Regions from separate parts of the Homo sapiens genome. Here region 2 is linked to region 1. Evidence: chromatin contacts called from ENCODE Hi-C data. All regions are on one chromosome and are shown on one strand. The core of a region is the stretch at or near the end of the contact, and the rest is flanking DNA. Distances in the headings are between cores, read along the strand shown. Region 1 holds the start of ERP29 (endoplasmic reticulum protein 29). Region 2 holds the start of OAS3 (2'-5'-oligoadenylate synthetase 3).

Region 1 (3,625 bases), core at 914-3,413:
ACCTCCCTGCTGCAGCTGGCTGCCATCAATAGGGCAAACTCAAAATTTTTCTTAACTTCCCCAGACACATTCACACATACACACACACAAACACACACACACTTTCTTTCAAAATTTATATCCAATCAAACTGGTTGTCCATGATTGGATCCTGTTATCACTGTTGACTATTTATACACATACATTTTGGAAACATACAATGGTTAATTATAGCAGTAAGTCCCTTACAATGCATTGTATATGTTCTCTTACATGCATTTGTTCATCAAATCTTGTGAATTCTACCCTTTAAAAGTTTGTCAATTCCATCCATACTTCTTCAGCCCTATTATGTCCTACTGCATGACCTTAACCTCTTCCAACTAGACTATTGCCATACCCCATTAATTGGCTTTAGTCCCGTCTTCTCAATTCCAATCCATTTCCTTCATTCCTGAGTAATGTTGTTTTTGTTTTGAGACAGTCTTCTCTGTTGCCCAGACTGGAGTGCAGTGGCAGCAATCAGGGCTGACTGCAGCCTCGACCCCTCAGGTCCAAGTGATCCTGCTGCCTCAGCCTCCCAAGTACCTGGGACCACAGGCATGCACTACCACACATGGCTAATTTTTCTACTTATTGTAGAGACGAGGTTTCATTACGTTGCCCAGGCTGACCTGGGTGCTGTTTCTACACACAAATCTAACCTCACTCTCCTAGTTAAAACTTCTGGTGACTCCAAACCCTTTAGCTTGGTGAGACCCTTTCGAATCCGCCCCATGGAAGCTCAGTAATAATCAATCAAAATAAAAAAGAGCGGCAGCAGCTGTTGCGCCAGTTCGCCTTTACATAGATTCATCTCAACCAGTTCCCCAACATGCCTGTGCATAATTTTCCCATTGTTAGAAATGCCCTGTTTCTCTTTGCCTCATGCACGCCCCCTCTTATTTCAAGGTCCAGCTCAAAAGTCACCTCCTGTCTACAACTTCCTCTGATGCTCCTGAGCAGGGATGGCTGAATCTCTGTCTCTTTACAATAAGAAAATACGGTCTTTTTTTTTCTTTTTGAGACTGAGTCTCGCTCTGTCACCTAGGCTGAAGTGCAATGGCGAAATCTCGGCTCACCCCAACTTCCGCCTCCTGGGTTCATGCAATTCTCCTGCCTCAGCCTCTTGAGTAGCTGGGATTACAGGCACGCACCACCACACTCGCCTGATTTTTAGTAGAAACGGGGTTTCACCATGTTGGCCAGGCTGGTCTCGAACTCCTGACCTCAGGTAATCCACCTGCCTCGGCCTCCCAAAGTGCTGGGATTACAGACGTGAGTCAACGCGCCCAGCCGGAATAATATTTTACAGCAATTACACTGCACTGTTTAGATCATTATTCCTATGCCGCCTCCTCCCCCAACAAAGTGCGTGCCTTCAGCACACAACGGTCTTGTTTCTGCTTATTCCGTAGCCCCGCAGGCAAAGCCAGAGTCTGGCACAAGCCAGGGACCGAGTGACTACCTGCGGAACAGAATGATTAGAATTGCGTCTGGGGTTCCTGGAGGGTGGGCCTTGGCTGGGCGGATCCCAGGAGCCTGGCGTCTCCCAGGGGAGGCGCTCACCTCAGATCGGGCCTAAGAGGGCCCTGCTTGCCACACTGACCGCCAAGCCTGGCCAAAAAGCTCAGGGAAGCCGCGGAGCCACTGCCCGCCTGGGTCAGGGTGGTGACGGAGCCTGACTGAGAATAACGGCTGAACTTGACTAATAGACTGACCGAGGGTTGGAGCGGGTCCCAACCAACTGCCTGACGGCCCAAAGGCAGGAAGAAACGATGGTAGGCCTTGTCATCTTCGAAGGAGAGGAAGGACAGCAAACGAATTGCTATAGCGTCCCCATGCGCACTTGGCGCTTCTCCTCAAGCGGAGCAGGAACGGAACTGGGCGGACCCGCCGGAAGACTCGGCGAGTGCGCGCGCGCAGGAGCCCATTTTCCCGCCCGCAACGTGGCCCCGCCCTTTTACCCAGGCCCTACGCGAGCTTCGCCGAGTACGCGTGCGCAGCAGCTTCCCCTCCCTCGCCCCGCCCCTCACGTGGCCCCACCCTCTCACCCTAGACAGATGGGAGCCTCCTGGGGTGTCCACGTGAGCGCGCGTGAGTCCGCCCCCCCAGTCACGTGACCGCTGACTCGGGGCGTTCTCCACTATCGCTTACCTACCTCCCTCTGCAGGAACCCGGCGATATGGCTGCCGCTGTGCCCCGCGCCGCATTTCTCTCCCCGCTGCTTCCCCTTCTCCTGGGCTTCCTGCTCCTCTCCGCTCCGCATGGCGGCAGCGGCCTGCACACCAAGGGCGCCCTTCCCCTGGATACGGTCACTTTCTACAAGGTAACCGGGGCGGGGGACGTCGCGCGCAGGTGCCGCCGGGGCGCCCGGAAGAGCGCGCGCCCGTGGGGAGACGCTGGATTCCGGGAGCTGACGGGAGGTGGTCTGTAGCAACGGTCCCAGAGCTTCCCGGCGTCCTACAGGCCTAGTGGACTCTGAGCGGAGAATGTTATGACCACCGGGCATGCACGCTTCAGGGCCCCGGCGCACCCTTGCTTTTGCAGCATTTATACTTGCATCCACCCTTGCAAAGATGCAGCCGAGGGAACTGGGTGCCCCTTCCCTTCACCTGTGGGGAGAGGGCGGTGCCTGGCGAGATCCAACCCTCGAGTCCCAAGTGGGAGAACCGGAGGGCGGTGCGAGGTCGACGCCACCGGGCTCCCGGCTGTGGAAGCTGGGAGGGGTTGGCGGGGGGAAATGCAGGCGCGTTAGCCTGCGTGTCCGCGCCCCTCTTCCCAGGGTTGGATTGCAGCCTGCTTTGCAGTGTGCAAACAATGATCAGATATCATACATCTTGAATAGTGCAAGCGTGAAGAATAAGCTTCAGTTCAGCCACCCTGTAAAGCAGGGGTCCCCAACCACCAGGCCCGTCGGTGGCCTGTTAGAAACCGGGCCGCACAGCAGGAGGTGAGCGGCAGGCGAGCTAGCACTACAGCCTGAGCTCCGCCTCCTGTTACATCAGCTGCGGCATTACATTCTCATAGGAGCACGACCTTTATTGTGAACTACGCATGTGAGGGATCCAGGTTGTGTGCTTCTTATCAGAATCTAATGCCTGATGATCTGAGGCGAAACAGGTTCATGTCGAAACCACCCAACCCCGTGGAAAAGTTGTCTTCCATGAAACCAGTTCTTGGTGCCAAAAAGGTTGGGGATAGCTGTTGTAGGAAACATCTTGGGGTTGGCAACAAAATCAGTAAAATTGGGTCAAGGCATGGAAGAATTTGCCACTACCTCCGCCTTTCCCCCCTTCCATTTTTGCAGAATTAGGGATCCTGGCCTGAGTAAATGGACGGTTGGAAATGGTGGCTGAATGCAACACCGCAGTCCCAGTCCCCTCCTCTTGCACCTGTCTTCACCCACGAGCAGCTTTTAACTTCCTCTAGGAGATGGGCAAGCTTAGTGTTGCGAGAGAGCCAGTCATTTCATTTTCAGGTTTTGTACTCATTGTGGGGAAGTGAAACCAAGAAGTAGTTGTCTCCAGTGGTTGAAGTCTCCTATTTTCAAGCGTTCCCTGTCGTGGATTTGGCACTTGCAGCTCATTCAAGGCAAAGTTTCAAG
Region 2 (3,475 bases), core at 583-3,082, 930 kb after region 1:
CACTCTGCATAGGTACCCCCTCCTTTATGTGTTTTGGCTGCAATTTCCTCCTTCATCCAGTCTCATATCTCTGACAGGGATCTCAGATTCCAGTTTACCTGGGACACCTCTGGTTAGGACCCAGCAACATTATTAAAGTTTTTCTATCGCTTTCCTGCCACCTCTAGAGGCCTGGGATGGACGTTGAAGGCTTATGCATATGTTCAGTCCACCATCATGACCCAATATTGACCCTTCTGCGTTCCATCTTCTAAAAATGCCTCAAATGTCCCGCCCCCTTGACTCCACTTTTTCTCAGTTTCCAACCCTGTTGATTTCCATTATGCTTTTAATATATCTTTGCTGCTATTTTAATAGAATTTTGAGCATGTGTTCAATCCACTATCTTGAATGGAAAGTTTCTAAAGTGGCCTGTGACTCAGGAAGAAGACTGTGATTAATGGGCGAGAATGAAAATCATTGCTCAATCCCTTGACTTAAATCCCCACCACAACACCTGACCTACAAAACCTGCCCATACTTGAATATTCCAAGTGATGCAGCATTCACTACTCAAAATATTAGCTGGTGTACATATTACAGACCCAGCATCTCTCCCTCTAGTTGACCATGACCTCTGAAATTCACACTCTGATCCTATCTATTTCCTTTCAGTTACCGTGCAGATGTCAGGAAGCACTTGTTAAGACTATTACCTGAAGTGTACTCAGAGGCAGAGTAAATGCTGGGTCCCGGAGCAGACAGGAGAGAGGACCTGGGAGTTTTTTAGTAAGATGGGGAGGAGGAGATAGGCTATGGCTTGGACCAGGCCTGGAAGAGAGCTCAGGTGTGCAGTCTCTAGGAACCCGGGTGGAGAAGCAGCAGGAAATAAGCAGAAAAAGGAGACAGGCCATGAAGATAGAAGCGCAATGGTCCTGGATTCAAATCTCCACTCTGCAGCTTATAGCTTACAGTCCGCTTAGCTTTGTGCCCATTCCAAGAGGATTTCCCTATTGTAGCTTTACAATGTTTTAATATGTAGTATTGTTGTGCAAGGTACCATCCTAAACTGACTGACTTTCCTTCCTCCTTCTCCTCCAAAATAATTTTTAATTCTTGCAGACAGACTTTAGATCGTGTGTTTGAAGTTTTTAAAGATGGAATTTTTATTGGAACTGCATTACACGTATAAATTATTTAGGAAGAGTTGGCTTCTGAAGAGGGCAGCTCTGTGGGCTTGGGCTGGGTTTGAATCCAGCCAGACAACTTTCCAGCTGTGTTACCTTGGACAGTTACCTAGTTCCTCTGTACCTTGACTTCCTCATCTGTCAAATGGGTGATGATAATAGCACCTACACCATGGTCGTTGGGAGGAGTCAGTGAGAGTCTCCAAGTGTGCTTTATTATCGTTGGTGGTGGTAGTGGTGTTTAGAACGCATCCCTCAGTCAGACAGCGAGGTAGGACTTCTCCGTTTATTAAATCCTGACCTTTTTTTTCCATGTAAAACCTGCACGTTTCTGAAATGCTCAGAGTACGTTACTCAGTATGTACCCATATGTTCTGTGGGTATACTTTGTTAGGTTGTGATTAGTTCGTTGGAGCTGGTGGTTGCAGGGACGGCTGGAAGCAAGGAGATGAAGGAGAGGAAGTCGTAGCTGGGAAGGGGACCAGGAAGTGGGTGTCAGGTCCAAGAGCTGCTAGAAAGAAACGAAACTGAAAGCAGGGAATTTCCCAAGTTTGGGGAAGACAGGAACTGCAGCGCCCCTCCCCGTTTCACGCCACGCGCGGGACCGAGGACCTAGGACCTGGCCAGCTGGGCGTGGTTCGGAGAGCCGGGCGGGAAAACGAAACCAGAAATCCGAAGGCCGCGCCAGAGCCCTGCTTCCCCTTGCACCTGCGCCGGGCGGCCATGGACTTGTACAGCACCCCGGCCGCTGCGCTGGACAGGTTCGTGGCCAGAAGGCTGCAGCCGCGGAAGGAGTTCGTAGAGAAGGCGCGGCGCGCTCTGGGCGCCCTGGCCGCTGCCCTGAGGGAGCGCGGGGGCCGCCTCGGTGCTGCTGCCCCGCGGGTGCTGAAAACTGTCAAGGTGAGGTCCCACCTCGGGGTCTTTATGTGTCCAAAGGGGAGTCCTGGGAGGACGCTTAAGCCTCACATAGGCTTACGGTGGGGGTGGCTTTATCCGCTTGTGCACCTCATTCATTTCTTTAACAAATACTTCCAATGTGCCAGCCCCGTGCTAACTCCCCCGAACATACGAGCCAGGTAGGTACTCTTAAGCCCGCTTGACAGATAGAGAAAATGAGGCACAGAGAGGTACAGTGACGTGTCCGATCCTGTAAGAGGCCCAGCCAGGATTCAAATCCAAGTAGCCTGATTCCTGCATCTCTACTCTCAGAGGCTGCTTCTTATCCATTCATTCACTCATTCACTCATTCTCCCAGTCATTCAAACAGACTGTGGGCCTCACACTATGCCAGACCTTAAGGTTACAGAAGTAATAACACTCCGCGTAACAGCCAGAGTAGCCCAATTTATTGAGACATTATCAAATAACAATGAAAATTATCTCATTAAATGAGTATTACCTCATTTCATCCCCACGTTCAGTGAGGCAGGTATTATTGTACCTGTTTTATGGATAGGGAAACTGAGGCTAGACGCTAAATTACTACTCTGAGTCACATCTTTTTTTTTTTTTTTTTTTTTTTTTTTTTTTGAGACAGGGTCTCGCTCTGTCACCCAGGCTGGAGTGCAGTAGCATGATCTTGGCTCACAGCAACCTCCGCCTCCTGGGCTCAAGTTATTCTCACACCTCAGCCTCCCAAGTAGCTGGCACTACAGGTGCACACTACCATGCCTGGCTAATTATTTGCATTTTTTGTAGAGATAGAGTTTTGCCGTGTTGCCCAGGCTGGCCTGGAACTCCTGGGCTCAAGTGATCCACTTGCCTTGGCCTTTCAAAGTGCTGGGATTACAGGTGTGAGCCACCATGCCCAGGTAATTTTTGCATTTTTTGTAGAGACGGGATTTCACCATGTTGCCCAGGCTCCGGGTCACTTTTTGTCACTTAAATACAGCCACACTGCCACTGTGATCCCAGGACACTCGCAGATTCAGGGAGGAGACAAGTCATGAGCTACCTTATCCTCAGGGTAGATTTGGGGGTGCCAGGAGTGGATTGATGGAGGGAACCTGGGTGTGCTAGAGGAGGTTGTCAGGAGAGGGAGTGAAAACGCAGAGTAGAAATGGCCTCAGAGCACCTAGTGGTTTCCTGGGGCTGACTCTCAGCTTGGGAGGTGGGGAAGGAGGAGACACTTGTCGCCTAGGAGGTGTGAAGTCCCGTTTCTACCTTGGAGATGGACAGGAGGGATTTCTGTGCAGCAAGGGAAAGCCCTGGCATCCTTAGCTTCCCTGGAAAGGGGTGGGAGGGGGTTCTGGAGCACAATCTCCCTGTGCTTTCATTGTCTCCTTTGTAAAGTGAGCACGGTGCAATCT

What was found. Hi-C counts contacts between places; a loop is a spot of excess contacts on that map. Pooled maps may share reads with other maps.
Region 2: a pooled map shows a loop between it and region 1 (5-fold over the local background). The contact joins the promoter of OAS3 here to the promoter of ERP29 in region 1. A Hi-C loop is called at or near these places in 5 of 37 single-sample maps with no recorded cell type and 5 of 50 pooled maps.

Annotation. Positions count from the first base shown.
Region 1 is chr12:112,011,263-112,014,887 of GRCh38, forward strand. ERP29 (endoplasmic reticulum protein 29) reads left to right here and starts at 2,164. Exons shown (of 3, transcript NM_006817.4): 1 at 2,164-2,347. The coding sequence starts at 2,204. It overlaps TMEM116 (transmembrane protein 116), which reads right to left and starts at 1,903. Exons shown (of 11, transcript NM_001193531.2): 1 at 1,740-1,903. RefSeq lists enhancers at 1-374, 879-1,767, 1,638-1,827, 3,498-3,625 and silencers at 1,988-2,067, 2,408-2,497.
Region 2 is chr12:112,936,642-112,940,116 of GRCh38, forward strand. OAS3 (2'-5'-oligoadenylate synthetase 3) reads left to right here and starts at 1,833. Exons shown (of 16, transcript NM_006187.4): 1 at 1,833-2,066. The coding sequence starts at 1,890. RefSeq lists enhancers at 1,452-1,621, 1,516-1,825, 1,789-1,958, 2,382-2,551 and a silencer at 2,046-2,135.